4 separate regions of the Homo sapiens genome follow, and regions 2, 3 and 4 are each linked to region 1. A link is a loop called in an ENCODE intact Hi-C map of the cell type or tissue named here. Cell type or tissue: ascending aorta. All regions are shown on one strand. Region 1 has its middle 12 kb from the start of LINC02898. Region 2 has its middle 23 kb from the start of LINC01913. Region 3 holds the start of PKDCC (protein kinase domain containing, cytoplasmic). Region 4 overlaps LOC105374531 (a long non-coding RNA gene).

The links. Hi-C counts contacts between places; a loop is a spot of excess contacts. Peaks named below come from ENCODE experiments on the same cell type or tissue, not always from the same donor. Only the 100,000 strongest peaks of a DNase experiment are listed, where the experiment ranks them.
Region 2: a loop joins it to region 1, with 4 times the contacts of the local background. A loop is called at or near these places in 4 of 110 quality-filtered maps.
Region 3: a loop joins it to region 1, with 6 times the contacts of the local background. A loop is called at or near these places in 28 of 110 quality-filtered maps.
Region 4: it touches region 1 in a loop (7-fold over the local background); 6 of 110 quality-filtered maps call a loop at or near these places.

Annotation. Positions count from the first base shown.
Region 1 is chr2:41,961,787-41,969,786 of GRCh38, reverse strand. No RefSeq gene overlaps it. Among named protein-coding and RNA genes, the nearest start is that of LINC02898, 12 kb to the right of the region's middle. RefSeq lists a silencer at 1,504-1,798 and enhancers at 2,646-2,695, 2,806-2,865, 1,127-6,904. In ascending aorta, no CTCF peak of the experiment used is centred here; DNase peaks (open chromatin) are centred at 2,696, 3,096, 3,726, 5,916 and 2 weaker places; H3K4me3 peaks cover 1,460 bases; H3K27ac peaks cover 6,226 bases.
Region 2 is chr2:41,896,187-41,904,186 of GRCh38, reverse strand. No RefSeq gene overlaps it. Among named protein-coding and RNA genes, the nearest start is that of LINC01913, 23 kb to the right of the region's middle. RefSeq lists a silencer at 7,414-7,463 and an enhancer at 7,594-7,643. In ascending aorta, no CTCF peak of the experiment used is centred here; a DNase peak (open chromatin) is centred at 4,806; H3K27ac peaks cover 4,171 bases.
Region 3 is chr2:42,044,791-42,052,790 of GRCh38, reverse strand. It overlaps PKDCC (protein kinase domain containing, cytoplasmic), which reads right to left and starts at 4,770. Exons shown (of 7, transcript NM_138370.3): 1 at 3,953-4,770. The coding sequence starts at 4,591. RefSeq lists enhancers at 2,667-3,168, 3,882-4,141, 5,642-5,761, 5,385-5,889, 5,890-6,393 and silencers at 4,182-4,251, 4,382-4,481, 4,492-4,671, 4,822-5,071, 5,182-5,471. In ascending aorta, no CTCF peak of the experiment used is centred here; DNase peaks (open chromatin) are centred at 3,690, 4,029, 4,920, 5,828 and 4 weaker places; H3K4me3 peaks cover 6,584 bases; H3K27ac peaks cover 6,934 bases.
Region 4 is chr2:42,081,012-42,089,011 of GRCh38, reverse strand. It overlaps LOC105374531 (a long non-coding RNA gene), which reads left to right. Exons shown (of 2, transcript XR_940001.1): 2 at 4,992-5,538. Among named protein-coding and RNA genes, the nearest start is that of PKDCC, 37 kb to the right of the region's middle. RefSeq lists an enhancer at 2,403-2,462. In ascending aorta, a CTCF peak has its summit at 2,374 (motif pointing right); DNase peaks (open chromatin) are centred at 2,323 and 4,595; H3K27ac peaks cover 830 bases.

The DNA.
Region 1 (8,000 bases):
GGTGGAATGGGAATTTGAATCCCGGTCTGGCTTACTGCTGCATTTATACTCCTCTTTCTCCAGGAGCCAGGGTTGGGGCTGTAGCCTAAAGAAAATGGTGACATGAGGGCATCTCAGCAGGTCCCGACCTGAGAAAATACTTCCGTTTACTCTATTTAATTTTATTTTGAGGCTGGGCATGGTGGCTCACACCTGTAATCCCAGCACTTTGGGAGGCTGCAGTGGGTGGATCACCTGAGGTCAGGAGTTCAAAACCAGCCTGACCAACATGGCGAAACCCTGTCTCTACTAAAAATGCAACAATTGGCTAGGGGTGGTGGCACATGCCTGTAATCCCAGCTACTTGGGAGGCTGAGGGAGGAGAATCACTTGAACCCAGGATGCAGAGGTTGCAGTGAGCCAAGATTGCTCCACTGCACTACAGCCTGGGCTACGAGAGCGAAACTCCCTCTCAAAAAAAAAAAAAAGAAAATTATTTTGACAAACACTTACTGAGCACTTATAATGAGACAATATGTTACGTAGGCCCTGGATGCATAAGGCAATGACCCCTTCTTTGAGGAGCTCATAGTTTTGGGGTGGTGGGGAAAACGGATACTTTCTAACTATGTAACCTTAGATAAGCTATTCAGAATCTCCAAGTCTCAGATTTGTCATCTGTAAAATGGGGATAATTATAGTACCTACGTCAGAGGGTTGTTGTAAGAATTACATAAATATGCCAGGCATGGTGGCTCACACTTGTAATCCTAGCACTTTGGGAGGCTGAGGTGGGAGGATCATGGGGTCAGGAACTCGAGACTAGCCTGACCAACATGGTGAAACCCCGTCTCTACTAAAAATACAAAAATTAGCCGGGCATGGTGGCACACACCTGGAATCCCAGCTACTCGGAAGGCTGAGGCAGGAGAATCGCTTGAACCTGGGAAGCAGAGGTTGCAGTGAGCCGAGATCACGCCATTGCACATTGCACTCCAGCCTGGGTGACAGAATGAGACTCCACCTCAAAAAAAAAAAAAAAAAAAAAAGAATTACATAATATACTCTATTTAAAGCGTGGTGTGCGCTGAAAGTGCAGGTATAGAAACAAAGATTTGCAATGTACTGAGATATATGTCAAAATAAAGGGGGACAAAGTATGATGGAAGGAGAGAAGAGTAATTAATTTGTCCTAGAGGGAAGAGGGGGTAGCAGAGAAGAGGTGAATTTTGTCCTGAGATTTCAAAGGCAAGCAGAAATAGCAGATCGTCTGTGGAAAGACAGAATTTAGTGTGTCTGGAAAACAGAGCAGACTGTGGTGGCTGGAGCACAAGGCTGAAGGTGAGAGTTGAGGCAGCTTGGGAAGGGGCTGTGGTGCATCAGGTTGCAGGGCAGGACTCAGGCAAGAGTCTCCCAGCCAGGCTTAGAGATGAGGCTTTAACTTGCAAATGCCCAGGAGGAGGACTCCAGGCTCTATGGTGCAAAATGCTTGGCAGAATAGGGCTCAGAGGGGAGGTTGGTGCCTAAAGAGATACTTTCACCCCTCTCAAAAATCTGCTCCGGGTGGGCCCTACTACTTAGTTCCTCAAGGAATTTCAGTGAAGCCAGATCATCAGAATCTGCACTTGCCAATAAACCAGCAGTTCCCCTTGCTCGGAAATATCCCAGAAATCTCATCCATCGCTGACCAATGAATGTCTGCTTGGGGAAATTCAAAGTCCTTAGGGTCAACAACGTGCTTCCTAGCTGGTGCGTCTGATCCCAGAAAGAAGTCTCCACAGGAGTCTTGGGCAGGCTCTGGGCTCTGTGTGTGCAAACAGCTGCTTTGGTTTAAATATTAATAATGCAAAATGAAATGTGTGGGGTGCCCGGCGCACCAGAGCCCAGCCAGTGTGCGTTGATCTAATGTCCTCTGCACTTGGGTTTGGAAAAATGTGGTCAGTGAATTTAATATAATTTTTGGCAAAGGGAAGATGACAGTTAACTTCTCTCCCCAGTCTCGCTAATGTGGGTTTTCTCCCTGAAAAGCAGAGGACGGAGAGTGGTTTCTCCCAGGGTGCCAGCAGGCCTGCTGCCCAGATTCTGTCATGGCCCCTCGGCTCTGCCACCTTGACACTGGCAGAGGGCTTTGGGGGCCACAGAGCATCCCACGGAGGGGGAATTGGAGAAGTAGCTAGACTTGTTCAGGACCCAGCAGGGCCTGGGTGGGGCTGAAATCCTAGTTCCTGCTGGCTCGGGCTCCTCCCTCCAGAACATTCTCTCCCCATTTCGTGCCTGCTTCTTGGATTGCCCCTTCCTGCTGTTCATTAGCAGAGCTCATGGGGAGAATGTTGGTGCCACTGGGCTGTCTGTCACAGGGCTGCCGAGATTGGACAAATGAATCAAGGTCTCCACAGCCCTCATGTCAGACCCTAAGCGCTTTGCCTCCCTCAATCCCACTGCATTTTTTAACCCTGGGGAGGCTCTGACTTGGCTGCTGTGAACAGTTTCCCCTCCATTCCTCCTGCACCAGCCATCGCCACAGATTGTGGCCTCTTCCTCTTCTCCAACATCCCAGGCCCCGGAGTTTCTCTCGCCAAATGCCGCAAGTCTCAATTGGCTTCTTGAGAAGCTCATAAATGCTTGGTGACATCACGGTCCCCAAGTTGGGGAGCAAGAGTGCATCAGAGGCCAACATTTCTGAGGAGGAGAAGTCACAGGCTCTGGGATTGCCTAACAAAGGCACCCTGTGTGAGCGTGGTCACAGTACCACTGTTGCCGCCACCACAGAACTGGAACCGAGATGGCCAGGGCTTCCCCAAAGTCTGTCTCTGGTTTTATGCAACCCAGTAATGTTCCCCACTAAAGGCCTGAGCAGATCATCCTGCAGTGAGGGCCAGGAGGCCCTGCTGGTGCTCTTGCTGTGGCCCACTCTGGGGGGTCCCCCAGGCTGCTGGGAGAAAACAGTTACCCCAGGGCTCCTCAGGGGTAAGGAGTGGACAGGAGGCAACAGAGAAGCAGCCGTGCCCAGGGTGGGTGGAAGCTGCACGCACCCAGCTCTGGGGCTCCAGCTGTGCCCCAGGCTCCAGCTCTCCTACCCGCCCCCCTTGGCGTCCGGCCCTTGGGGAAGCTGAGAGAAAGTCTCGCCTGTTCTGGATGCCGCAGGCAGGATCGGCCACAGTGATCTCCTTCATGTGTCACCGCTGGCTGTAAGCGCTGTGTTTGGTTTGGCAAAACAGCTATTTAAATAGCAGTGAAATGTGTCACTGGAAAAAAAATTAGCTCATGTTTCCTTTGCCATTTCTTCATGATTTCCATTAAAAGTGTAACCAAGGGTAATAAATTAACAAGATCTGTAAAAGAGACCATAGGAAACCATGGATCCAGAATTCCCATAAACTTCTAACCCATGGAGCTAAAAAGCAAGGCTACTTGGGGGAAGGGGAATTGGATCACCCATACTTCAGTTTTCTTTGTGTCTGATTCCTACTCCTTGCCCCTCCCAGCCCCCCGAAATATGAAAGGAAAGCCTCCACTTCTTTCAGGGGTTACTGTGGTTATCAGGGGTAAAATTCTTCACTTGGAAACCCCAAAACCTGGGGGCATTGCTTGGCACTTCCTGTTTCATAAGAAAAGCAAGAAAAACCAAACAAAAATGCTACCTCCCTACCAAGATATAATCCTCTTTCTCCATGTTGTGTCTGACCCGGTCCTAACCAGAGTCCAGTTCTTGAATTCTCAACTCTCTGTGGCAATCAGCCCTTTTCCCAGGGTGCTTGATGCCAGATTGCAGCTCAGCGTTGCAGACAGGAACACTGAGGTCAAAGGAAAATGTTTGCCTTTGACACAAAATCCAGTATCAATGGATGGATGAGGAGCTGCAATCCTCACCAGTGCTGCCATCCCCACTCTCTCTCCTCTGTCTCCCATTTCTCTCTCTCTCCCCTTGTCTCCACAATACTTGTTGTGCTGGGCTGGCACACAGGATCACAGTAGGGACCTGAGAGTCTTTCTGCAGATAGTAGGGTAAAACAGCTGCCACCAAGGAAGGTGGCCCTGAGGAATGTGTTTGTTGTGACAGACAGTGGAGGAGCCAAGGGAGTGTAACTGTTCCTTGGCTCCCCATTGAGTGTGGGAGCAGTGCCTTACCCAAGGGTTGGGAGCATGGGGGATAGGACTGGAGGGCGTGTTAGTGTTGCACCCAAGACTGAGAAAGGGCAGACGGCCAGAAGAGTGTGCCCAGTGTTACACGCGGGGCTAGAGGAGTGGGGGAGAGGACTGGAGGACTGTGTTTAACACAATGCCCAGAGGCTGGGGGAGTAAGGAACAGGACTAGGAGTGTGTTTAGCATTATACCTAGAGGCTGGGGAGGTAGGGGTCATGATTGAGTGTATTCAGTGTCACACACAGAGACTAGGGAATGGGCGAGAAGACTGGGGGAGTGTGTTCAGTGTCACACAGGACTGGGGGAGGGGGACAGGACTGGGAGTGTGTTGAGTGTTACACCCAGGGGCTAGGGAAGTGGGGGACAGGATTGGAGAGTGTGTCAGTGCACCTGGGGTTTGAGGAGTAGAGGAGAGACCTGGGGGAGTGTGAGTGTCACACACAGGGCTTGGGGAGCAGAGGAGAGGATCAGGGTAAGTGTTCAGGGACTGCACTGGGGGAGTATGTTAGTGGACCACACAGAGTCAGGATAGAGGGTCTGGCAGGAGTGAAGGGAAGGCAAATGGAAACCAATTCATCTGTTTTTGCCTCTGGTTCTCTGTGGCTGTTATCACTCTGTTCTTCATGGTCTGTTGTCCCGCTGTCCTTCCTCAATTATCCCTTTCATGAACCTCTCAACCCACCTTTATTAGTTCAATGTGATGCATCCATTTGTCTCCTGTTAGGTGGAAGATGGCCTGAGAAAGGGGAGGTTTGTGCTGTTTTTGAAACCCCCGGTCATCCAAGCCCCAGGACATCCTCTCTTTCTGGATCCCAACTCCTCTTGCACAGGAGACCCTGGACTAAGACGGAGGTTTGTGCAGGCCATGTCTTGCTTTTTTTCCTAGAAGGCAGTGGTGTGGAATGTGGAGGCTCAGGAAACTCTTCATCATAATGAAATTAGAGAGGGATTTGAAATCAATGTCTTCCTCCACTGATTTCCATTGGCATCTCCTTCTTTTGCCCCCAGTTCCTGAACCTTTCATTCTGTCCTCACAAACACCATCCTCCATTGTCAGTTTTACCAGCCTCTTTTCCCTAGGAGTATCTGGCTTTGTTTGCTCATCTCTGTCTATGACACCCAAGGGACTAGCTCCTTGATAGGTCAAGGGTATGCAGCCCTCCCAAACTCCCTCTGGGATCTTGGACCCCAGAGGGAGCCCTTCCCTTTCAGCCCCAGGCTGAGGGCACTGCAGAGGCACCTGCTGTAATGAAAGAGAAACATCTGCTTGTTTTGTTTACATTTCATCCAGATGTTTGGGTGCCATATAGATGCAGCCTGTGGGTTGTCTGAATGCCGTGACTGGAAACTGAGCTTCCCTCTGCTTGGAGCAGGGAGGCAGAGAGGGAGGGACTTTGAACTGAGAAGGAAATGGGGCTGGACTCCAGACCCTGACTGGGGATGGGGTGGGGGAGGGGCAGGAAGGCGCGACAAGGAAGGTGGGGAGGATTGCAGCCCAGCAGTGGCAACAAGTGGAAGGAGATTGCTCATAAACATTGGATCTGTTTACAAAGCCACCAGTGGAGGCAAGCACTTGCCAAGCCTTGATTTTGAAAAACTGCCCTTTCTAGTGTTTTCTAGCACTTCCCAGATACCAAGTGAGGGCCTACACTGTGCTCTGCAGGCCTCTCCTACACCCCTGACCCACTGCTCTCTGCACATCCTGGTTCATGGTTGGGAAGCAAAGAAAAGCAGCTCCAGGGCCTCTAGCCCAGAGCCCAATTAACAATGCCTGGCAGTGAGCATAAATCACCACACTCCCCCTTTTCCTGGGCTCGGGGCTGGAAAGTATCAGAACTGTGCAAATACTTGGGATGTTTCTCTTTATTAGTGATAAAATATTGGACGTCAGCGTGCGCCATTTCATGCCCTGCCTCCGACAGTTGGAGCAGTAATTGTGATGAATAGGGGCCTAGGGGCAGGGCTGTAGGCGTTTAAGAAGGCTCTGCGGATTGAAAATATTAGGATTGATTAAAGGTCAAATACTTTATAAATTTATCAGTGCTAGATACATTCTCCCCAGGTGGGGGCTACCCTTCCAGGCAGTTTAAAAAAGAACTCAGTATGGTTGAACGCTCTCCTGCCCCTTCCCTCCTGTCCCACCGTATTTAACCTACAAAACTGATTCAACAAGCAGACATTTTCCTGTAATTTGTGTGCCCTTTTGCATGTCCTGCCAGGAGACAAGTTCAGCACGGACATCTTTGGGAGGAGTCTGCCCATTTCTCACTGGAGAAAAAAGAAAAACTTCCCTGGGATTGAATCGGTGGAGATAGAAGCTGGTTGAGGCTTCCAGGCTGCTCTGAGATGAGCACAGAGCTTCCCAGGGACATTATCAGAAATAGCTGTTACCCACCCAGGGAGCACACAGGGCAAAATGGGGGTCTGGGCTGATTCTGTCTTTCCCAAAAGGACTTTCTGATTTCCTGTTATTTGATAAAGAGATCTTTGTAACTCTTTGACTGCTAGCAAGCTCAGAGTAAAATTCTGTTTCATCACCACAGCAGACCTCTCCTGCCTCCTTATGATAAGGGTTGTCTACTGAACAAATGTTTATTGAAGCAGGAAGCATTCTAGTGCTGGGGATGAAGTAGGGAACAAAATAGATGAAAAGCCCTGCCCCATGGAGCTTATATTCAAGGGAGGAGAGAAAAAATAAAAACGTATAAATTGTATAGATATTACATAATAATCAATGCTAAGGAGAAAGATAAAGTAGAGGAGGATAGGGAGTAGGAGGGCAGTGAGAGGAGATTGACATTTCGGAAATGATCAAGGAGGGCCTGTCTGAGACCTGGAGGAGGTGAGGGAGTGAGCCAGACAGTTATTGGGAGGAAGAGTGTTTGTACACTTGTTTTAATTGTGCTAGCACCTAAGTATTTCAGTATTGGTTGTCCTCATCCTTTTCGGAATTTGGTGTGGTATAAATAAAAACATATGCAGAAAACGAATGAGGTAAAATAGAACCTGCTCAGTGAAAGAGATTTCCAACACCCTAGGCTAATGGTTTGCGTCAGAATCACCTGGAGGGCTTGTTAAAACAAAAATTGCTGGGCTCTACCTCTAGAGTGTCTAATTCAGTGGGAGTCTGAGAATTTGCAATTCTAGCAAGTTCCTAGGTGATGCTGTTGCTTCGCTGCTGATCCAGGGACCAAAATTTGACAACCACTGCCCTAAACCAACAGTGCATGCTCACAGGTGAGGCTTCCTGGGAGAAGAAAACTTGGAGAACAGTTTGGGAAGAAGAGTAAAGAGTAATTTTTCAGTCTCATTCTTTAAAAACAAGAAACAGTGGATATTAAATCAGACTGTGGGCCAAACTACAGGTGGGTGAGCAATGGGCCAGTTGGTTGAAGTTGAAGCTGACATTTCCTCTTCCTCCCTCCAACATCCTGGGCTGGGACAGAGAAAAAAGAGCCAGCAGAGAAAGGAAGAACACCTGTACCTGGGCAGGTGTGTTGGCCAGCTTAAGACTTGGGAACTGGAAGACAGGGAGGCAGAAGGTAGAGAAGTGTTCCTCCCCCTAGACCAAGCCTCAGGAAGCTCTGCAGGTAAGGGACACACACACACACACACACACACACACACACACACACACACACACACACATTTCTAAAGGCAGCTTTCCCCAAAGGCACTCAATGTAACACTGCTATCAAGGGATACCCATCGCTGTCACCAAAAAATGATTCTTTTGTGAAACATGTTTAGATCACACTGAGTTAAACAAATTTCTTTATTGCAGGACTTCTCAGGCCCTCTAATATGCAAAGTGCACTGTGAATCTCCCCAGATGAGGATCTAGTATCCAGTGTTTCATAAACTTTTTGACTACACA
Region 2 (8,000 bases), 66 kb after region 1:
ATCTTTCTCCTTGATCTAATTGGCAAACAAAAAGGAAAACTTTAGGGGTAATTTAATCTGGTTCCTTCTCTATAACAATTCCCTAAAACATAAGGCACTTACTGCCTGATGTGGACATGCATGAAGAAACTGCTAGAGAATCTCTGTTTGCATTGGTTGCTTGAAAAAATTCAGGAACAAAAAGTTAAGATTACATAGCAATGAGTTATTTTCATGATTCCTTTTTTGGCAATAGTTTTACAGTGTGACCTTTCCTTAAAAATATTTTAAAAGTTAAAAAAATCTAACCAAATACTACTGAAGAGCTTATAATGCAAAGCAACAGTCACCTTCCCTTCCAATCCCACCCCTCCACCTCCTGTTCTGCTACTAAGAGACATCTGCTTTTATCTGTTTCTGTTTTTAGTTCTAAAACATATCTAAATAATGTGTGTATACCATTCTTCCTTCTTTTATCCAGTTCAGGCATTATCTGCTGATTTTGGCTCTGATGGATGAGGAGCTAGCTCTCTAGATCTCTTTTATGTTGCAGGCTTTCCTCAGTGTCTGGGGTCCTGGGTTGTTGAGAATGAGGGACTGGGAAATACATTTGGGAGCTCTGTGTTTATGGGTGGTCACTGGAAGGCTTTGGTGAGAGGAAGATGGGGGCTGGGGCTGAGGGGCTGGCCATCTTGCTGTGGGCTTCTGAAATCCAGGATATTGGGGCTTTCTTTACTCTGGTGTACCACCAATAACCCTTGTTGTCCCTGTTCTCCAAGACGCTGAAATTTCCTTGGAGGAGACTTCTTCCCTTCTTCCCCTCCCCTCTGTCCTTTTCTCTCTTTGCGGCTCCCTTCTCTGGCCTTAGGATTCAGAGCCTGGTTGCAAACCATTCTGACAGCTGAGGTCGTGGATATGGTTAGAGTGCCCTTACCATGCTGTATACATATTTTGAATTAATCTCCCACTTATTCTTACTTTCATCACCCACCTTGTCTATTGTCTTTGAGTCAGACCCTCTCCAGGGTAGGGCCAGGTGGGGCAGCTACAGCTCCTTCTAGGAAGCTTCTAGGAGATCAGGATTTCTATCCTGCCAGCTACTTTGCTTTGTCAGCGAATTCTCTTTTATTGGCGTTAAGATTTCTAGAAATGGGTTGAAACTTTTCTTCTGCTGAAGGACTCCTTCCATTTTCTTCCCTATTAAGGATTTATACCTTTTAAAAATGCATTTTGGTAAAGTCTCAAGAGGAAAAGAAAGTGAATGCATCTGCTCTTTTGCCATGGGACAGTCTTGACTTTTCTTTCACTTAAAAATGTACTGTTATGCTGTTTAATTTGGATCTTTATCATTTTTAAATTATTTAATCTGTTTAATTTTTTTTCAAGACAAGGTCTCACTCTGTTGCCCAGGCTGGAGTGCCGTGGCACAATCTTGGCTTACAGCAACCTCCACCTCTCGGGCTCAAGCGGTCTTCCCACCTCAGCCTCTTGAGTAGCTGGGAGTGCAGGCGCACGTCACCATGCCCAGCTAAATTTTGTATTTTTTTTTGGTGGAGATGGGGTTTTGTCATGTTGCCCAAGCTGCTCTTGAACTCCTGGGCTCAAGAGATCCATCTGCCTCAGCCTCCCAAAGTGCTGGGATTACAGATGTGAGCCACCATGCCTGGTCTATCATTTTTTAGAAAAGATAATTCTACAGAGTTTTGCCCTGGTAAGCTCATGACATCCTTTGTTCAGCTGCGATAAGATACATTTTTCTTCATCTCTTCATTCTGCAGTCCTGGAGCCCCAGCCTAAGCAGTTAGTCTGAAGGTTTTCCGTCTCCCTTTGCAAATTCTTGCTTATTTCCACATGCTGACCTGCCCACTTGAAGCCATCAGCAAGTTCTCTGAGAGCCTTTGATCACAGCAGCAAACTGGGTTTCTTTCATCAAACCAGAGGCTCCCAAATGGTGGGGTCTACCTCCCTGTCAAACTAGGGATCCCCATGGATGTAAATGACTTCCTAATTACACAAATGGGACTGCCTCCCCAAATGGGATTTCTTCCCTCATCAGATTGGAGGCCCCCTATCTATACCTCTATTTCTTTTAGGACCAGGAGGATTTCTAGACATATGTGATGAGCACAAATAATGCTGAGCAGGGGGTTGGCGATGGGGGTAGTCAGGAGATACAAGCTCAAGGAAAATACAGTGATATCTGGGCTGGTTGGGCTGCAGTTGGCTGTTCGTCTAAACCTCAATGAGGTGCTCTCTCTAACCATATTTAAGAATTCCTGACTTAGATTAGATTTTATCTTTCTGGAATAGCTCTGTTTTCCCTTCAAGGAGGTCCATATAGGCGAATGAACCAGTCAGAGACCCCTCTCATCAAACAGAATAAACCTGTCACTCTCTGAGCAACAAGGACTAAGGGTCCAGAAAAATGGAAGTGCTAGAGGAGGTTGGGCTCAAGAAGGGCCCACATGTTTGAACCATTTTCAGTTGCCTCAGAGGATTACCAAACTCCAATTTGAACCAATGGCAGCCTTTACTGGAAGGTGTAATGGAAAGAAACTCAGCTACTGGGCACAAGACTTTATGAGTAATAACATGGCTACAGGAAAGAAAAAGATGGAGCCAGGCTAGGTATCAAGACTAACCATTTAAAAATGGGAAATAACATACATAGGCAATAATAGCAAACAAGCTAAGATAGTTATATTACAAGTGCATTACAGAATAACATGTTACCACTAACATTTCTACTCCTAGAACACTTAAAACTAGAAATCTATGAAACTTTCTGTATAGTATTATCCCATGTTTAATTAAACATTTACATATTCTAGGCCAGGCGTGGTGGCTCATTCCTGTAATACCAACACTTTGGGAGGCCGAAGTGGGCGGATCATCTGAGGTCAGGAGTTCCAGACTGGCCTGGCCAACATGGTGAAACCTTGTCTCTACTAAAAATACAAAAAAATTAGCTGGGTGTGTTGGCGTGCGCCTGTAATCTCAGCTACTCAGGAAGTTGAGGCAGGAGAATCGCTTGAACCCTGGAGGCAGAGGTTGCAGTGAGCTGAGATTGCACCACTGCACTTCAGCCTGGGTGATAAGAGTAAGACTGTCTCAAAAAAAAATTATATATTCTATAAATGAATTTTTTGGATAAACACTCTCATATGGTAAGACAGTCTTCTCTTTCTATTCTAGATTTTCTGTTTTCATCATTGAGCAACTGAGCATGTGTTATTTTTCAATGAGAATTTTTTTCCTAGAAAATAACATACATGTAGAGTGTACACCAGAGGTTGTAAACTCAGATTCTTACAGAATTCAGAATGGCAACAAAAATGAGTAAAGTGGACTGGGTTTAAGAAAAATCAACAGCCAGAAATGTAATCAAACTTTCATTTTTACTTGACTAGGGCATAAGTACATAATATAATATAAACGTGTGATATTGGGGATTATATATTAAGTTTGAAATTGAAAAATGTAACATTAAAAAAAGAAATATGTAATTATTAATTTTTTTCTTTCATACCTCATTACTTCTTTGCTTTACAACCAGAAATGTGACACTTTTTCTTTTACCCCAACATGTCAATGTTGAGTCTTGCATTTCATGTTGTGATGTGCTGTATAGAATTCAACCTTGAATCTTTTAACTGAGAGCAATCGTTTTATTTAGTTTCATAATGGAAAACAGCTGTTCATGGCTGAGCATTGATAGAATATTTGTATGATGGTTTTTATATTTAGGGTAACCACTCCTGAGATATTTGTAGAATTCTGGCATTCCAATGTTGCAAAATTTAGTTTTAGGGAATGAATTGTGGTTCAAAAAATTCCATTTATATTACAATACTGAGAAAGGTGAGTTCAAAAAATTGCATTTGTGGCACAATATTGAGAAAGATCATTTTCATAAAACTAGCAACTTTTTTGGAATCTCATCCTGTCTTCAGCTCCAGAATTTTTAGAGAGCAGTTGAAGAGACCTCTTTCATTTTGGAAAACTGATTTCAGCATAGGAAAATAAGCCAGATGATTCTTTGCCAAATGAGTTTCCCTAAGATATAATTTCACTAAGAATGAGAAAACTGAATAGCCATTTGCATATTTGTGATAATTCTTAAAGAGATACCCAAAAGGGTTAAATGGCTTGTGATATTTACTGAAAAGGCATATACTTTGATCCAATCTTTGCTGGTGAGCTGGGGTATTTTTGTTGGATGATATGAACAAGTTAATAACTTTTCAGCTGTTCCTCCCCTCCCACCCATGAAAGACCCCGACATTACACACTAACTACCCTTTATTTATTAGAACAGACGAGTGTTATGACTACTGCATATCCACTTTATCAGGCAAAGCACTGAACTCTTTATGCTTTTAGCCATGGGAGTAAGTCCCATTCACTAGGCCCATGATATGTGTTCTATTTTAACTTTTTAGCACAAGGCAATTCCTGGTGAATTATTTAGTTTCCCTAATTGTGCAAAATTGGCCACCTTAGATTTAAGATTCATAACAAGGTCAGTGTTAATGCTGATCATTTCAGGAGCTCTGTTTTGTAGCCAGGCTTACTAATTTTGACCTGTCTGCTTTAAGTTTTTCAAGGCTTCTCAACACACAAAGCTAAGTAATTTCCTGAAATTGTGCCTGTGATGGACACCATGACCAAAAGTTCTCCAATCACATTGAAGTCTCTTTGGAACCATAAATAAATATAGCTGACTGGGTGGTATTATTTTAACTGGGCTCTCATAAGCTTCACTAGGAAATGCCACAAATGATTTAACTTTTTCACACAACCTGTCCTGTAAGTTCTCAGCCATGTCGTCATCTTGTTGAGCAACCAGCGTTTCTGTTTAGTCTTCCATTTGCAAATACTTGTTTTTGTTCAAGGTATGAATTTCTCTATCCTCAGTAGATTCTCTTTTGTAAACTCACCATTAATAAAAGGTTTCAATGCATGAGCAATATTTTCTCCTTCTCCATAACTTCATTTCACAGTTGTGTCATTTGTTTTATTTGCTTTGAAAAATAAAACATGTTAAAACATCAGTACTTTCTTTTAGATCGTTAAGTTTCCCTACCAGCCTCACAGCTTTTTTGTTTGAATTCTTTTGATACTGACACATTTCATTTGCATGTCAAACTTGGAAGAATGATTTTAACTTCTCCAAAAATAAAAAGCTATTTTCCGTTTTTTTTTTTTTTTTTTTTTTTGCAAACATGCAAACACATAGCTCTCGTTGATGCTCTTTTGTGTCTGTCCTTTTGCTTGAGTTATGGATATGTATGTATGAATGTCCATATAAAAGTTACTTTCTTCCCAACTCTGTTATAAGAAAATCATAGTCTAGGACGATGATGAGTGACTACTGACCCTCGGCCTCAGTGATAGGAAGAGAATGGGGAGTAGTGAGGGGTATGGTGGTATGGAAAACTACTCAGCTCCAGAGGACTTATTCCTTGCTGGAATGTGATTTCATTATAGACCTTCTAAATTCTTAAAACTTAAAGAAGGTGTAATATACAAATAGAAAAGTGGATCTATTTTAAGTATATGGCTTGATAAATTTTCCATGAATAGATCATAGATTGAGGAACAGAACAGCATCAGGACCCATAAGGCCCCTCACACTCCTTTCCAATTGAGACCTTTCAGTTTTTTTAAGAAAAAAGTATTTGGATTCATATGTGAACTCTCAATTTCTAACTTTTGTCAAGTAATTGAAAACATTAAAAAAATCCCTTGGGCCAAACAAAACACATCTCTGGCCAGAGTCAGCTCAGAAGACTACAGCCTGAAACCTCTGGTTTCCATGCTTTTCTTACTGTCTGGCAGCTCACACCTCTCTTCTCCTCCATCTAGAGGGGTAGGCAACCATGTTTCTATGTCATGATACCAGCCATGGTTGACCGGGGTCTTTCTCTGGGACTCTGGAAATGGGACACTGGAATTCTCTTTATCCTGGTGATGGTGCCAAAAGTGGCTCCAGGCCTAGAGCAGGCCCTATTCCACCATCCATTGAGGAGCAGAGAAAGCTGATGCCCACAGCGAGAAGGAAGCAGAAGTGCAGAGTGAGAGAGTGGGAGAAACTGCTTGGTTCCCCAATGTTTTTCCAGTTTTTGAGTTCTTGGTTCTAGCCCCTCCTGAGGCCAGTATAGATAAGGGCTGAGGAGCCAATTAGGCTGGTAGGCTTCTTCAAGAATTCCAGAGGAACAGTCAGGTGGGTGGATCAGAGTAAATGATGCTGGTGACAGCCAAGGACTGGCAGCCAAGTGGGCGGGGTCTCCATGTGAGACACTTCTTCACTCAGAGTCACATCCTAGGCCAGTGGGCTGGGATCAGGGGTAGAAGGCCCAGCAGGCAAGTAAAAGATGTATATTCCCTCAGGTGAGCTTGTAACTGAGTTCTAGATTAAGAAATGTTGGAGACTGAATGATTATTTCCAATTCTCCACTCCCTCCCTGCAATAGAATTATATACCCATGCCCTTTGCCATATGGCTTTACATGCACCCTACTAGAGGAGGTAGAGCCTATATTCCCATGCTGTCAGCTGTGGGCTTGGCCAGTTACCTTGCTTTGGCTAATGGAAATATGGATGGACGTGACAACGAGACAGTTCTGAATTGAGGCCTTAAGAGTCATGGGAGGCTTCCACTAGCCCCTTTGTGTGCTGCTTCCATATGTAATGAGAAGAGCCTATCCCAGGTAGCTGCTGGTTCCAGGAGAGAGATATGGAACTGATCTGTACCCAACTCACCACCTGAATCACAGCCCTTCTACCCAACCCACAGATTGTGAGTGAGGAAAATAAATGTTTGTTTTTGTAAGCCACTAAGATTATGGGATGGTTTATTACATAGTATTATCACAGCAATGTCTGACTTATACAGAGAAGAACTGGGTCCTAGGCAAAATTAGGGACAGAAGAGCCTGATTGTATCACAATGGGCCCAGGAGAGGGGAGAGGAGAGCTCAGGCTCAGAGGCAACGTGGTGCAGGAATGTGGGTTCTTAGAGGTCATCCCTGAGGGCACCAGATCCATGTATGATTGGAAAAGGGAAATGAGAGTGGTCTGGGGGAAATACCTGTCACCTCATTGATCATCTGGCTTGAAGGAAAATCAGGAGGAACACAGGAGCCAAGTAGTTGTAACTGAGCTGGTGACATTATTCCAAGCCGTTGTATCTGCTCAAACTTTACATACTCTCCAGCTTGGTTAGCATTGACTCAGGAGCTGTGAGCATCGGTGGATCTAGTTGTGAGGATCCTGGGAGGGTAGCAGCAGGAAAAATAAGGTAAAAGAGGGCACCAGCACCACAGCTCTCAAATGCTCACAAGTGTGAGTGCCTGTGTGTGGTTATCTGACAGCTCTTTTATAAATCTGATGGTTGCTTTCTACCCACCTGCTTGCTGTTTTTGTTGACATCTCAACCTGGAGTGGGTTTGAGGCTGGGAGGCTGAAACATACTCTGACCACATTCACCCACTTTCTGAGAACTTGCAGGCTCAGATGAAGCCTGTGAAACCACAGACCTATATAGGACAACTAGATGAACACGGCACAGTGGGGTGGCCAGTGATATATGTTGCCACAGCAGAGGATCCTGGGCAGTCGTAGCACAGACAGGGTGTTTCTGATTTTCCTTCTTGAAATTCCTCTTCCCAGGGGCTTCCAAGCTCAGGAAGCTCTTGTCATCTCCTAATCGAGGCAGATGAAGATGGGAGTTCTGTAGGGAGGCGTTTCCACTTAATCAAGGCCAGTCATACCCAAGCTCTAGGATTAGACAGATCTGCAGATCTGCGCAGTTACTTGGGCAGCCTGTTTTCTGTCTCTGCTACCTTGTTATCTGGCTCTTCTCTGAATTCCTGTAGCTTTTCCAGGACTTAAACAATGAGATTAACAGCTATCATTTTTTGAATGCCTACCATATGCTAGGCTCTCTAGTGGATCTTTTACAAGTATTATTGATAATAACAGCAAAGATAACTAATATTTACTAAGCATTTGCTAGG
Region 3 (8,000 bases), 83 kb before region 1:
TTCCACAACCTATTTTTATTTATTTTTCTTTTCTTTTCTTTTTTTTTTTTTGAGACAGCCTCGCTCTGTTGCCCAGGCTGGAGTGCAGTGGCATGATCTCAGCTCACTCTGCTTCCTGGGTGCGGGCGATTCTCCTGCCTCAGCCTCCCGAGTAGCTGGGATTACAGGCGCTTGCCACTATGCCCAGCTAATTTTTGTCTTTTTAGTAGAAACAGGGTTTCACCATGTTGGCCAGGCTGGTCTCAAACTGCCGACCTCAAGTGATCTGCCTACCTTGGCCTCCCAAAATGTTGGGATTACAGGCGTGAGCCACTGCGCCCGGCCACAATCTGTTTTTTCTAAGAATGCTGTTTGGTAATACACAAGCGAGCATACGGTTGGACATTATCCTTCCTCCCCTCCTTGAATCTGTATCTATCCCTCATCATTTCTACCTTCTGGCAGCTTCAATTTTCTCTGCGTGGGTCTTGAGGGAGGAAAAGCAAGTTCCCTTAGACTGGTAACAAGTGTTGATAAGAACAAGGTACCTGAGGGCACATCCCCAGGTGTGTTTTGCATATGAGTGATGTGTATCAGTGGGGGTGGTAGTGAGTGATGATTCCTCCTGGAAGATCAGTTCTTTTGGGGTTACGGTCACAGGGAACTGCCCACTCTATGTCATCTGGGGAGAAGCTCCGCACTGCCCAGGGACTTCTGGGAAGCAAAGCCTGAGTGTCACTACCACCTTAACAGCACCCACAGGCATCCCCCTGGCTCTTCCAACATACTCCACAGCAGCTAGGGGCTCGTATGGTGCTCAAAACAACCAGCACCCTGTGGGGTAGAAACACGAAGGCTGAGTTGTCCAGGCCCGACTCAGGGAGAGGAGAGCTATGCGGTGGAGGGGTGGATATCCCTGTGCACTGTCACCCTCATACCATCATTCACACCCTCCCCAGAGCCACTCCAGGTCCTCACATGTCCTCTTCCCGCCCTAGGAGTGCCCCCTCAGCTCCCCGTCATCCTGCTGGCATGGGGGAAGGCCTCACTCTTGGGCTGTGACTTGGGGGGCCAGGGCAGCTCCAGGCACCCTCTTCTCTCTCCACCCCCTCCCCATCAGTCCAGGGAAGCCCCAGACCCTGGTGGGGTGGGGGGAAGGTAAGGGGAACAGCCCTGGGGCCTGGTTCTCATTTTCTTGCCCAGAGTCTGAGCCTTTGTGGGAAACTTCTGAAGGTTATTAAACACCCGGAGGTCGTTAAATGCGCTGTTAACGAGGTATTAATCAACACCCCTCAGGAAAAAATAAAAAGACACCATTAACCCCCCCCAGGAAGCGTGAGGCTGAGCATTTCAGTCACATCTTTTGTTTGGTTGGGAGAAGAAATATACTCTAGCAGGGCCAGAATCTGGGCCCAGGCAGGCCTGGGGGCCCATCCAAGGCCTGGGGGCCCCAGGATGACTGGGGGAGGGGGAGGTGGGGAGAGGTTGAGGGGAGGGGAGACCCTTGTGCCCTTTGGCCCTGGGCTATAGAGGAGTCAAGTCACGTGAGGGAGTGTGTATGCGTGTGTCAGGGGCGGGATGGGGAGGGGTCAAAGAAAATGGATAGAAAGATCTCGCCCAGGCAATCCCCATGACCAGAGAAAGCCCTGGGAGGTGCAGAATGGGGCCTGCTAGCCTGGGCATTTTCTATTAGAATCCACAGCACCAATTCTGGGCTGCTCAGAGAGGGAGGGTGGTGAGCCTGCACCACTAGGAACTCTAGAAATGTTCTCTAACTCCTCCCCAGTTCAGCAAACAGTCAAATGGTTTTGAAATTTTAAATAACTCAGAGGTATTAAAGCAGCATTATTTCTAGTTCCCTGTACACCTGCCCTGAAGCCTCCTGGGCAGGAAGACCCCACTGTAGGCTTCCCTGCCAGCAAAGATGGCCGTGTTTAGGAGGCCAGAGCGACACTGGCCTGATGGTCAGAAGATGAATGGGGGAGAGCCACCATCAAAGCAGTCCCTAAACTCACACTAAAGGGCCCCCCACTTTTCACTTTTCCTGGGTAGAAAGGACCTGTGACCCTCTCTCCCTTAGCAACCCTTGTGCCCTGGGGCCACTAACTCTCGTCTGGGACTCTACAATAAAGAGTCACACAGCTAACCCCAGACAACCCTGGTCTTGGTTTGGTGAGGGAAGGGTGAAAACTATTCTGTTGTAATTTTTTCTTTGGTGCCTTCAGAATTGGGCTGGGGGCCTGACATTTCAGAGGAGGACCGTCACGTGATATATATGTGGGGCGTTAGCTGAATGCTTGTCAGGAAGTTTGAGCTGGCGGGAAGAGTGAGGGACAAGTTTCTTAAAAGATAGGAAAGCACATCAAACATCAAACCCGTCTGAAGGGAGAGGGGTCTTGAGTCAAGTAACTAAGACTTTATGTCCTGCTAAGTCACTCAAGACCTCTCCACTCCCTCAGGATCTGGCTGACACCCTAGAGTTTCCAAAAAGTTCCCAAAAGTCCCTGGGAAGGAAAGAGTACAAGATCCTCCCAGTTAGAATGGCCACGTAACCAGGGGCTCACTCCCTGAAGCTGCAGACACGGTGTGAGCTGTGCAGCCAGGCTTCACTACACGCAAGTGTTGGTTCTGCCCGAGCTCCTGAGACCAGTTTGGGGCCCAGGGCCCGGTCACAAGTGTCTGACCAGGGTTGGGGAATACGATGGGGGAGGGGGAGACTGGGAGCCAACAGGAGTATAAACAACTTTTGGGCCAGTCTCTCCTGCTCTACGACGCCCACCCATCTCCCTCCAGGGCTGGGGTGCCATCTCACTCCTAAGGAAAGGAGAGAGGGACTCCTGGGTTTCCAGTCATTTCTGCTGGGTGCAGAAAGGTTAGTTTGAGTGGGCTGGTAGGTGGAAGGTGTGTGCAAGATTTCATCCGTTGGGGAGGCTGCACACACCCATGTTCACCGGGCCAACAGCGGTCAGGGATTCCCCTCTGTTTGCTCAGACATGTGCAAAGGGAATAGTCTGTCTAATCTTAGGATGGGGGGAGACCTGAGAGAGAGGACGTGGAGTGTTAGGGCGGTGCTGGGACTGTGAGAGGCCCACTCAAAGTCTAGCTTGGAGGGGACAAGGTGGGGGTTTCAGCTCTCGCCTGTGTCTCCAGTGAACAGGCGAGGCAGAGTCCCGTTGAGTAGGAACCTGAGCATTTGGCCTTCTCAACCTTCCAGCCTCTTGGCTATCTATATACACTCAGACAGTGTGACATTTAGATCCTCAGGCCGCCAGTCTGTCCACTGAGCTGAGACCTTCAGGCTTCTCCAGGGGCTCAAGGACCCACTTTAAGGCCTGGGGAACCCTTAGTTCACTTCTGGGAAGGACTGTGTTCCCTTTTTCTAGCCTGCTCCCCAGCCCCCTTCCAGTGTCTTCTGGGTGGCGCTGGAGGTGGGTGGGTGGGGAGACTCTATAGGAATCAAGCCTGACACATGGTCTCTTTCCAGCTCTTCCCAGCCCCACTGCTGTCCCGTCTCATTTTCAAAACCAGACAAATCACTGGAAGTTGGGAGAAGTTCCATCAAGAAGGGGGACTTTATCACACAGTTGGAATTCTGACTCAAGTGTCTTGGCTTAGGGTCATTTTGGCTTGGGGTAATATCCCTGGTGTTCAACCTCCTAACTCCAGCCCGGAGTAGAGTCCTAAATCCTAATGGACTGCCCCACCCCCTGAGTTTTGGGAGCCTCTGTCCTGGCCTGTCTTTAAGAGATGTGTGGAAGCCGAGAAACCCAGGAGTTCTCCGGTAAAGGGACGCCCACCCAGGAGTGAGAAGCAGGGTGGTGCAGTGGGAAGGGCCATGGTCCGGTTTCTGCGTCTAGCTTAGCCTGGGTGCAGTCACTGGCACTCCAGATCAAGGGGTTCTCTTCCAGCCAGGTTGACAAGGTCTTGGGCACTCCCAGCCAACACCGTTACCCCCGCGTCCCCACCCTCGTACCTGCAGCACGTTGGGGTGCCGCAGCCGCTCCAGCAGCACCATCTCCTTAAGCAGCTTGTGGGCCGCCAGCCGATAGCAGCCCCTCCGTACCCCGAACTCGCGCACGCAGCTGCCCAGATCGTGGCCGCTAAAGTCCACCGCCTTGAGCGCCACCGCGGCACCGCCGGGCAGGCGGACCCGGTACACGGCCTTGGTGTAGCCTGAGCCCATGTACTGCGCGCCGGACACGTTGCGAAGCGCGGCGCAGCCCAGGCGCGGGCCCGGGCCGGGGGAGCCTGGGCCGGGAGCCGGGGGCCAGCCTGGGGCGCCGTCGGACAGGGGCCGGGCCCAAGGGGGCCGGGGGCGCGGCAGGCCGGGCCCGCCCGGAGCCAGGTCCATCAGGCGCCGCCGCTCCGGCCGGCCCGCCCCGGGCCCGGGGCCCCCGCGGGAATAGCGCTGCACCTCCTCGTAGCGCGCCCGGATCTGCCGGGCCAGCTCCCCGCGGCCCCCGCGACGGCCCGGACCCGGGGCCGGCGAAGGCTCAGGGGACTGGCCTGGCCTCGGAGGCTCCGAGCCCGGAGCGAAGAGCACGTTGAGGACGGAGCCCAGCAGGAAGGAGGCGCAGAAACCCGCGGCCACTGCCGCCCGCCGGCGCCGCATCGCTCCCCTCCCCCCGGCCGGCCGGCCCCGCGCGGCTCCCCGGCCCCGGCCCCGGGCGGCTCAGGCTCCGAGGCGGCTCCGCTCTGCGCCCCGCCGGCCCCCTGCCCAGCCCGCGCGCATGGCCCCGGCGGCCCCGACCCCGGCCCCTCGCGGGCGACACATCGGCCTGACACTTGCCTCCCTGCCGCCCTGCCCCCGCCGCTTATAAGGCCCAGAGCCGCCCCCCGCCCCCGCCCCCGCCCCCTCCCCCGCCCCCTCCCCCGCCCCTCCGCCTCCACCTCCCAGCTCCCGGCCCGAGCCCGTCCTCGGCGCCGCCCCCTCCGGCCGCCCGGCCCGGCCTTCCCCGCTGACTGACAGCGGGACCTCCTCCCGCGGCCGTCCGGGCCTGGGAAGCGGCGCGGAGGCGGCTCCGGTCCTGCCCAGCCCGCGGTCCCGCCCAGCCCGCGGTCCCCCGAGCTCCGTCTGGGAGCGGGGGAGGGGGCGGCGGCGGCCAGGAGGCGCGCGGGGGCTCCGCGCCCAACGCGAGGGCGGATAACGGGGCCGGGGCGGCCGGATAACGGGATTGGGAGGTGGATAACGGAGCCGGCCGGGCGGAGTGGGGGAAAGATAAAGGGGCGAGGCCGGCGGGTAGCGGGCTCCGGAGGGGACGAGCAGCTAAGTCCGGGGTGCGGAGATCCGAGTGATCTCAGCGCTCCCTCCTGGGACTGGGGGCCTCGGGGCGGTTTGGGCGCAGGGAAGGCGCGTGGACCCCGTCTCTCGCGGGTGGGGCCGGGGGTGGCGGCTCCTCGCTCAGCCCCGGATTCCGGATTGGGGCGATGGTGAGGGGGAAGCGGGCACAGCCGGGCCAGCACCTGCGAGCGCGCGTGGGACAGGAGCTCTAGGCATAGAGGAATGCTCGTGAGCTCGCCGAGGATGCCCTGTTCAACTCCTTTTACCAAAGTGTTTCTGATTTTCCTTGCCTCTAAAGCCCCAAATGCAGCTGGGGGTCGCTCCCTACCCCTCAAGATGCCTGGGGTCTGACGGGGTCAGCCGCGTATAAGAAACCATGTGCATGCTAGTAGCTTGGGCAAAGAGTGCGTTTGTGCCCACGGACGGCTGTCTGTGGAGTGTGTGCCTCGGCGTGTCTGAAGGGGCCATTGTGTCCGATGAAGGGAATGTGTACCTTGTGTGTAAGTTGGTGCTGACGCCACCAGAACTTCGGTCCCTCCTCCTCCCTCCCTGATTGCATCATTAGTGCTAATTGAGGGGCTTTCACACGCCAGTGCACTAGCTGTTTGGAGTGAGCTCCCCCCTCCTGGGAGAGATAAGCCGCTGCCCCTCCCCCTCGCAGCTCTCCTCTTCCCCGCCACTCTGAAACTGCCCACCTAGATCCTCTCACCTTCCTGGGCAGCTTCCTGCCTCCCTCTGGGCCAGGTTAATCTCTGTCCTCCTCACAGTGTCAGGGATTGGCTGGGGAGGGGTCAGGGAGGAGAAGGGTCCACAGCCTTTTTTCTGGGGGTGGGGGTGGGTGGGGGGGTATCCAGGGAGGGGAGATTTTCCCTGAAGAGGTCTGGCGTTCCTACAGAATGCAGTGTCTGTGATGAGAAAGGGACAGGAATTTCTGCCCTGTTCCTTTGGACATGGAAGGACCGAGGAGAGAGCTGAGTCCCTGATCTCCAGCCTATGATCCCACTGAGGTGGGCCTTCCAGCCCGGACTCCTTGTTCTCTATGGCTTGGGGAGTTGGGGCCCAGTCCGACTTGGCAAGCATGGAAAGGCAGGGTGAAGGAAGCCATGATTCCTCCGAGAACACTGGGTCTGGTGGAGTCAGGTCTGTACCGATAGAGCTGTTCTGCCCCACTCTGGGCCGTGGCTGCAGTCTGCAGGGTGTAGGGGGAAGGCTCTGAGCAGATGCCCTCTCCGCAGCCTTGCACCAGATGTCTTTGGTCTAATTAACTGTGCTGGGAAAACCAACCTGGGTTTGTAAACAGAGCTACTGGCTAAAGTCAACAGGGAACAGCAGCAAACAGCAAACCATTCCCCTCACACTCAGCCTTGGTCCAATTCAGACCCCTGGGGAAAACGGGGAGCTGGGTGGATTAGGAGGCCCCCCCCGGCCCACAGCTGAATCAGGAAAAGCCTGTCTGCCTGTGTCACCCCAATATGGCTGCTAGTTCCTTATCAGTTCCATGTCTTCTTTTCTGGGGAGGAATGAGGATTTTGGGAGGAACAGTTGCCATCCCAAGATAGGCTCTGTCCTCCTTCCAGCAATTTCCCCATAGACATCTACCCAGCCAAACGTCTCAATCCGTGAGGGAGCTGTTGTGGGGGAATATTCCCTGAAGAACTTTCTTTGGGGCTTGCTCTGCCCTTGTGTTTTGGAGAAACTTCTGAGGGTAAAACTTGGCGTTGTGAGTCTACAGCTCAGAGTAGGTGAATATAACATGAACATTGTTAAGTTTGTTACACATCATGTAGGTATTATAATAACATGTTCTGAAATTAGATAATTATTCCTGTGATATCTTTGCCAAGCTTCAGTGTTTCTGTTATGGTTTGAAAGTTCAAGGCACACAGGGGCCTGAGAAACAGGCACAAATGTGCGTGCAACACACACAGGTCCACGGAGCAGTTCAGAGCAGTAGCTCACACACAGGAACAAAGGCATCTCAGTGGCCTCCCTCGCATACTCACTGTCTCCCTCACCAGCTCTCAGACACAGACATATACAATCTGAGATGGAAATGGGTTTTTGGCTTCTGAAAGAAAGGGATTGAACTTTTTGAGCAGATTAGAGTTTCTGAATTGGCAGTTCTTGAGTTCTTAACTATATTTTGCTTGTTTGCTTTTTTTTTTTTTTTTCCTTTCTGCCACCCAGGGAGAGGAATCATTTCAAAGAATTGAAATACATGAAATGCTGCTGCAGGCCCCTGATCTGCAGTCTGCCCACCCACTCAAAGACCAGGTGGAGCCCATAGCCTGGGCCTCACAGGCCAGAGTCTGCAGGCCAGTGTCCAGCTCAGAGCCCTCAGTGCCATCTTCATACAGGAGCCATCAGCTGGCAGTCCTCCCTGTCTCCCCCAGGGCTTCTGGCAGCCCTCAGACCACAGTGTCTGTGCAAGGTCTGGAAGGCTCAGTACGTCCAATGCTCTATGCTTTCTTGCTCCCTCTATCTTTCTGCCATGCTCCTACCCCACTCAAAACACTTACTTGGATATTAATCCTTGGGAAGAGGGCAGATGGCCCAGACTCCAAAATGCTAAATTTTCTTTAAGGTGTCTTTTAAATACCTTCTTTCTGCATGTTTCTGTCACATCATCCTAGACTGTCTGAAGGGTTATTCTAGCCTCCCATCTGCCTTCTTTATTGTCCATCTTTTTCTCTGCAGGCCAAGGCTCAGACACCTCTTTTGGAGTATTACTGTCCTACTC
Region 4 (8,000 bases), 120 kb before region 1:
GGCCAGGCTGGTCTTGAACTCCTGACCTCAGGTGATCCACCTGCCTCGGCTTCCCAAAGCGCTTGGATTACAAGGCATGAGCCACCGCACCCGGCCTGTGACATCATTATTAATGACTGCCTACTTTTACATCATACCAATATAACATAATTCTCTGTTGAATGTTTGTGGATTCAATTTGTTTGCTATTGTAAATTATGCTAAAATGAAAATCTTTGTGCATAAATCTTTAAGATTATTTTGTAGTATAGATGTCTTCAGAACTACTAAATCCGTATGTATAAATATTTTTCAAGGTTTTTAAATATATTGTCAGATTGATTTTTAGTAGTTCTAACAATTTTCAGTGCTAGCAGCAATACATAAGGAGTGCTCATCTCTCCTAATATCTCTGGTTGTGACTAGTATCATAGGCAAAAATATATTTTCTAATTTGATAGTGTTAAATTAAGTTTGGCCTAGAGCCTGTCTTTTTTTTTTCTTCTTTTTTTTTTTGAGACGGAGTCTCACTCCATCACCCAGGCTGTAGTATGCAGTGGCGTGATCTCAGCTCACTGCAAACTCCGTCTCCCGAGTTCAAACGATTCTCGCGCTTCAGCCTCCCAAGTAGCCAAGACTACAGGTGCACACCACCATGCCCAGCTAATTTTTGTTTTATGGAATTACAGGTGCGTGCCACCATGCTTGGCTAATTTTTGTATTGTTAGTAGAGACAGGGTTTTGCTATGTTGGCCAGGCTGGTCTCTAACTCCTGACCTCAAGCGATCCGCCCACATTGGCCTTCCAAAGTGCTGGGATTACAGGCATGAGCCACTGTGCCTGGCCCTGGACCCTGTCTTTGTACATTGAGTTTCTATGTAATGATCTGTGACCTAACTTAGTAGGTACTAAAATCTAACTACTATACTTTTTCTAACAGATAGCTGGGTTTCAGCGAGTCACAAGCAGCTGAACTTCAGCCTATCATAGGTTGACAGCTGACCAGACCACGTCCAAATAAAGCAAATGCCTAGCTGTAATTAATCAAGCTATTTTTTTAAGTTACTTCCCTGTTCTAAAGTACTCACTGCCCACATTACAAAGGGAGCTCTCTGAACCTCTTCTGGTTCTGAGTGCTGCCTGATTAATGAATTGTTCTTTGCTAAAATAAGTTCTGTTAAATTTAATTTGTCAAAAGTTTTTCTTTTGACAATAAGTTAAAAAAATGTGTTAGGGGTCTGACTGGGGAGTAACAAGGCAGCTGCCATGCATCTGGGTTTGCTTAGTGAATGCAGTGTTTGTACTCAGCTGGCATGCTTCTATGAGATGGCCTTGGGGCACTGCCACTGTCCCCCACCCAAGTGACATAATGCAAATAAAACATGTTCCATAAAATATAAAGACAATTTAAATATACACTCCATTTATAGAGCAGCTGTGTTCCTGTGAAGCCGTCCTTTCAATGTTCAGTCCTCTTGTTAAGATGTCATATGCATATTGCTAGGTGAGGTAGTGAGGAGGGTGCTGATGCTGCTCCTGCTTTCAGGAGAGGACACAGGATAAGGAGCTCCATGGTGAGAGATGCTCCATTGGAATGTAGACCCCTTTGAGCTGGAGTTTTATTCACTGCTGATTTCCTTGTGGCTAGAAAGATGCCTGGCACACAGTAGGAGCATAACAAATATTTGTTGAATCAGTGAAACTGTAGTGACTCACATTGTAAAGCAATTCATCCTTTTATATTGCAGATTAAATCTCCATTTTCTCTGTTTTGTAAGCTTGATTTCAATGTTGGACTTGAAAAAAGTCTGGGCCCCATTGTCGTGTGAGCCAAGCGGTGTTTGCTTTCAAGGCAAGGACAGAGGAGAGAAAGAGGAGGAAAAAGTTAACTTCTGGGGAATATACTCATCTGCCAATGACAGGATATGATATAGAAACAAGTCTTTTGTCTCCAAAATCTCCATCAGTGCCCACCATCCAGAGCGGGTCAACTGGATTGACCAAAATAAAATCTCGGATGATGAGAAATTTCTCATATGTTAATTGTGGAATCAAAGCTTCATTTGTGGCTCCTGCTCCCACACTGGGCTGCTGCTTTTCAGGATGAGCATTTGGGTTCAAAGTTAGGAAGGAGTGAGGGTGCGCCCATGATGACCTGAGAGCTGACTGGAGGGACTGATGAAGGGGTAGTCCAGCACAGGGCCTGCATGGTCTCTGTTTTCTGAACTCTTGCTGCCTGACTTCCCGAGGCAGTGGGAGAAGATGGGACTGATTTCTGTGCAGCTGGGGCTGAAGGCTGGCTGACGGTCACCGGGCGGGTAGTCAGTGGAGGCTGCTAGAACTGGAGCAGAAGGAACTTTCTCTCAGTGTATTTCTCCAATTTGGCACCAGATGGCAACACCTCCCTTCAAATGAAACCAAAGTCTCCAGATTCAATAACAAAACCGTTACTTATTCTGAGGACATTGAGCAACCCTGCAGGATTTGGGTCTGGATTTGGGGAGGGGGCTTGACCACCTTGATGATCATGGAGCTAAGCTAGTTCTAGATCCTGTCTCCATCCATTCTTTCCATGAGTGATTATTGATTGAGAGCTTCCTATGTGCCCAGTCCTGGGCTGTGTGTTGGGGCGGGGAGGAGAATGGGGTACAGTAGTGAGCAACACCCATGCCTCCCTCCATGGCAACAGCCCCGACAGCTTTTACAGCCTAGTAAAGGAGATAGACATTAAGCAAATAAGTACAAAACAATGGACTCATTTCAATTGTGGGAAGTGTAATAGATGATAAATATGATACTATGAGACCATATCAACAGGAAGAATCTGATCTCATCTGAGCTGTCAGGAAAGGCTGCTCTGTCAATGGATTATCCTATCGACCCCCACCCCACACATACTTTGTTATATCTACCAACACACTCCCATTATATTCCCATTTTACGGCTGCTGGACCAACCCCAAAACATCCCATTATATCCCCAACAGGCAATCCCATCATAGCCTCCACTGCAGGTCTTAATTAAAGACCACATGCCGTCCTTCACACCTCATTCCTGGAACTTTTAACAAATGCCTTTACGATCCTTTCCCAATCTCCTCTGCAATCCCTGTTGCAAATCCCATGGCTCGCCCCATTGGAATATCCCACTGCAAACTCTCACAGAACCCTGGTCTTATTCACCTTTGCATTCCCTGTGCCTCCCACTGTACGTGACAGGTCATATGTTCTTGAAAATACTTGGCAAACCAATGACAGGACCTGTCAATACCCCAGCTCACATACTCTATCTCAGGCCTGTCATGGCTCCTATGGCACAGCCAAGGTCACAGCCCCCACACTGGAAAGGGTCAGGTCTCTGCTGCCCTTTTTCCTGTAGGAAATTCCTGAGAAGAAGATTGTGTACCTCTGGATCCTCCCTTCCCCTCATTGATCTCCATCAGCCTAGATAGGCTCCCAGAAGCTAGGTCCTGCCTGGGCAGTGGCCCGTCCTGAGGTCTGACTTGGTCCATGTCACCCCCATCCCAGAATCAGTGGAACACTCTTTGTGACCTCCTTGGAGTGTACCAGGCTCCTGATTATGGGCCTGCCAATGGGGCCTTTAGTAAGCAGCTTCCCCTCTCTCCTTCTCTGAAGGGCCAGAGAACTCAGAAGAAGACATCCTAGGGCAGGAAGAGACTGCAAGGGCATCATCTAATTCTTTTTTTGTTTGTTTGTTTTTTTAGACAGAGTCTCACTCTGTCACACAGGCTGCAGTGCAGTGATGCAATCTCAGCTCACTGCAACCTCTGTTTCCTGGGTTCAAGAGAATTCTCGAGCCTCAGCCTATCGAGTAGCTGGGATTACAGGTGCCTGCCACCATGCCTGGCTCATTTTTGTATTTTTAGTAGAGACGAGGTTTCACCATGTTGGCCAGGCTAGTCTCAAACTCCTAACCTCAAGCGATCTGCCTGCCTTGGCCTCCCTAAGTGGGAATTCATCTAATTCAACAACCCTCCTCCTTATTCTTCTTCCCCATCTTCTTCCCCTGCCTGCTCCTGTTTATCTGGTCTTTCTTTGGGGCATATAAAAGCACAGCCACCTCACTTAGCAGGCAAGGGCTGAAAGGAAGCACAAAGACCAAGTCTAACTCCTTCATCTAACAAGGGAGGAAACCAAGGCCCAGAGAGTGGAAGTCACTTGCCCACACCCAACAGTGGTCAGGGCAGAGCCAGATCTCCCCACGGTGCTCCATGCAGTGTTCTTTCAGAGGCTGCCCCTTCCACATCCTCTTGTTCATATTAGCCAAGCAATGCTACTTCCATCAGGAAGGCACGTCCAATGCGAACCATTCCAGAGACTGCATTTCAAAGATTGATAGACATGGCTTTCGCATTATCTGCTGTTTCGGATTAGCTATGCCGTGGCTTCATTCTTTGGGGCTGATATTGGGGGTGGGAGGGGTGGAGAGTGGGGGAGGGGAGCCAATTCTGAGTCACTCTCTATGCCCTGGGCTCCAGCCTGCAAGACTGGGCCTGAGAAGGACAGGGTGATCCATCCTATATTTTCAGTCCGTCAGGAGATTTCATTGTTTAAACAAACATTTCAGCGAGGCCATCCAGCTGGGCAGTGATTTATGGCTCTGGCTACAGTTTTTCCCCAACAAAGATAAACAATCCTGCAACTCTTGGGACTCAGGCTGGGACTCATGGTTCTAACAACTTGGAGTCAGCTGGACCACACCAGCCATCGCCTGGTCTGGGGTTTGGTTAGGATCTGTTCACACTGGTCCTGTGGCTGAGCCACAAACCTTGGGGGACCATGTTGTGTTTGGAAGCTAGAAGCATTGCCTCCAGGGCAGAGGAGAGCAGCAGGAAGGAGCAAAATAGCTCAGAGTTGGTGCTTCAGGCCCATCTCCGTCTTTCAGGAGAGCAGCAATGTTCTCCATTTTGTGCGGTAGATATTTGGTGTTTTTGGTTAACAAGCATCTGTTCTTCCTTCTTTTGCTAACATTACATCAATTTCCTTTTGTAGAATTATTCCGGGTTGCACACTGCACCCATGTGCTTACAGAGTCTACTCAACTCTTGGATCTGGGCTCAGGCCTGACCAATCAGAACAGTACATTCCTGTGATCTTAGTAAAGGTTGGATATCTAACCCAATAAAAGCTTGCAAAAGGCGGAAAAACCTTTGCTGGAGCTGCTGGGAGAGAGGGAAATGCTCTTTCTCGCTGGACTGGAATTGGGGATGATGTGGAAGGATGAATGACTGCTAGAGCTGTTGCTGCCATCTGCCTGCATGGGAGAGCATGTCTGACAACAAAACCAATACCAATACACAGGAAGTGAAGCCAAAGGCTGGAGAGAGACCAGCTCCAGGTGACAACATTGGAGCCCCAGAATCCGCCCAAATCTTCTTTTATTTAAGGATTGGGTATTCTTTCACTTGCAACTGAAAGAAGGGTAACCAATATCCACTGTCTGACATAGCAGAAGAAACTGGCTCAGTAGGCATCTCCTGCAGCCTCCAGCCCAGCTGTCTGGATGTGATGGTTTAGTAAAAGAACAGTAACTCCCTCATATTCCCCTCTCCCATTTGATCTGATGGCCTGTGTCTACTATACTTCACCAAAAGGATATGGTGCTGTGACAGATGCAGAGGTAACTGAAACACAGCTCACATTTTTCATGGAGTTCTTGTAAGCAGGGGGGACACACCATAGCCTATTATTTAAGGCAGATTGAGATGCATGTCTTGGGAAAAGAACAAACAAGGTTTTTTTGAAGATGCAAGGAAAGAAGAGCTCATATCTGATTGGTGGGGACCAGTGGATGCTTCATGGAAAAGGGCTATTTGGGATGAGTCTTCAACGATGAGAATTTTAATGGGCAGACATGGGCAGGAGCCTTTGCAGGTAGATGAAATAGTGTGATGAAGGTCAGGGAGGTGGGAAAGATGAAGTGAACATTGAAAAGTAGAGTTGGACTGGAAGACAGGGGACATTTAGGGGAATCACCAGCCTGCAAAGTAAGTTGGTGTCATCTAGGAAGATGCCTCTAATGAGAAGCTTGTTCTTAGTCCAGTAGGTGATGGGGAGTTATTGAACATTCTTGAGCAGGGAAGTGGCCTCATTGGTGCTACTCTTGAGGGGCCTGAGATGGAGGTGGGGAGAGATCCAGTGTGGAAAAACCACTGAGGTGGGATTGGGAGGTAACCTTGACTCATCCACAGGATGGGGAGAAAGCCAGGGAAGGAAAGGCAGGGAGTGAAAACAGGAAGTAGTTCTGGTTTCTCTTCATTCATACCTCAAGAAGTGAGGTTTCTAAAGCACAAAGTTCAAAAGTCACAAAAGGAAAGTTTGATATATTTAATTACATAAGAATTAAAAATTTCTACATGGCAAAGTGCTTTAAATGAAGTGAAAAGACAAGGACAGATTGGGGAAAACATTTGCTACACAAATGACAGAGGATTAATTTCCTAAATACATAAAGAGCTTTTATACTGCAGAAAGAAAAAATAACAGCTAATGGAAAAATGGTCAAAGGATATGAATAGACAGTTCACAGGAAAAAATGCAAATGGTCATTAAACATATGAAAAAAATAATAACTTATATAGAGCTTTATGTTTGTTTATACATTTAATTTTCACAATAACTATATGAAAAATGTTATTCTTCTGATATCTTTTTACTGATAAGGAACCAAAACCATAGAGAAGTTAAGTGCATTGCCCACAGTCACTCAACTAATAAGCAGTTGGGTAGGGATTTGAGCCCAGGGACCAGTTTGTTCTCTCAAGCACTTCCTGTTCACACTCATCTATTCTACAAGACATCCAGGACAGGTGTGGTGACTCGTGCCTGTAATCCCAGCACTTTGGGAGGCAAGGATTGCTTGAGGCCAGTAGTTCAAGACTAGCTTGAGCAACATAGGGAGATCTTGTCTCTACAAAAAATAAAAAAAATTAGCTGGGTGTGGTGGTGCACGCCTGTAGTACCAGCTACTTAGGAAGCTGAAGCTGCAGTGAGCAGTGATTGCGCTGCTGAACTCCAGCATCAGTGACAAAATGAAACTCTGACTCAAACATAAATCCAAAACAAAACAAAAATCCCAAAGAAAGAAAGAAAAGGATTAAAACTACACCAAAACACCATTCTTTATAAAAATCACATTGGCAAAAAGCAAAATGTTTGGTGGAAGGTTGATAAAACTGTTGAGGAAACCAAGACTCACATATTGTTGGTACAAGTGAACTGGAACACCATTTTGTAGGGCAATTTGGCAATATTTATCAAGATTTTATTTTATTTATTCTAAGAGACGGGGTTTTGCTCTGTTGCCCAGGCTGGAGTCCTGTGGTATGATCATATCTCACTGAATCCTCTAACTCCTGGGATGTCTCGCTATGTTGCCCAGGCTGGTCAAGATTTTAAATACAAATTTGCTTTAACCTAGAAATTTCATTTCTAACATTTTTATAACAGACGTACAAAAATATCTATATTTCTAACAGATATATTTATTGTAGCATGTTTGTAATAGCAAAAGACTAGAAACAAGCTAAGTGTCCATCACTAGGGGACCTGATGTATAGATTACAGTTCCTAAAGCTGATAGGAAGAATAAGGCTGATCTGTATGTATGCTATGAGCAACCTCTAAGATATATTGTTAGGTGAAAAAGGCAAGGAGGGAGGCTTGGCGCAGTGGCTCACGCCTGTAATCCCAGCTCTTTGGGAGGCCGAGGTGGGTGAATCATTTGAGGTCAGGAGTTTGAGACCAGTCTGACCAACATGGTGAAACCCCATCTCCACTAAAAATACAAAAATTAACTGGGTATGTTGGCACATGCCTGTAGTCCCAGTTACTTGGGAGGCTGATGTGGGAGAATCGCTTGAACCTGGGAGGTGGAGGTTGCAGTGAGCCGAGATTATACCATTGCACTCCAGTCTGGGCAACAGAGCAAGATTGTCTCAAAAAAAAAAAAAAAAAAAGCAAGGAGGGGAACAGGGTGTGGAGTGTACCCCACCTCAGCCT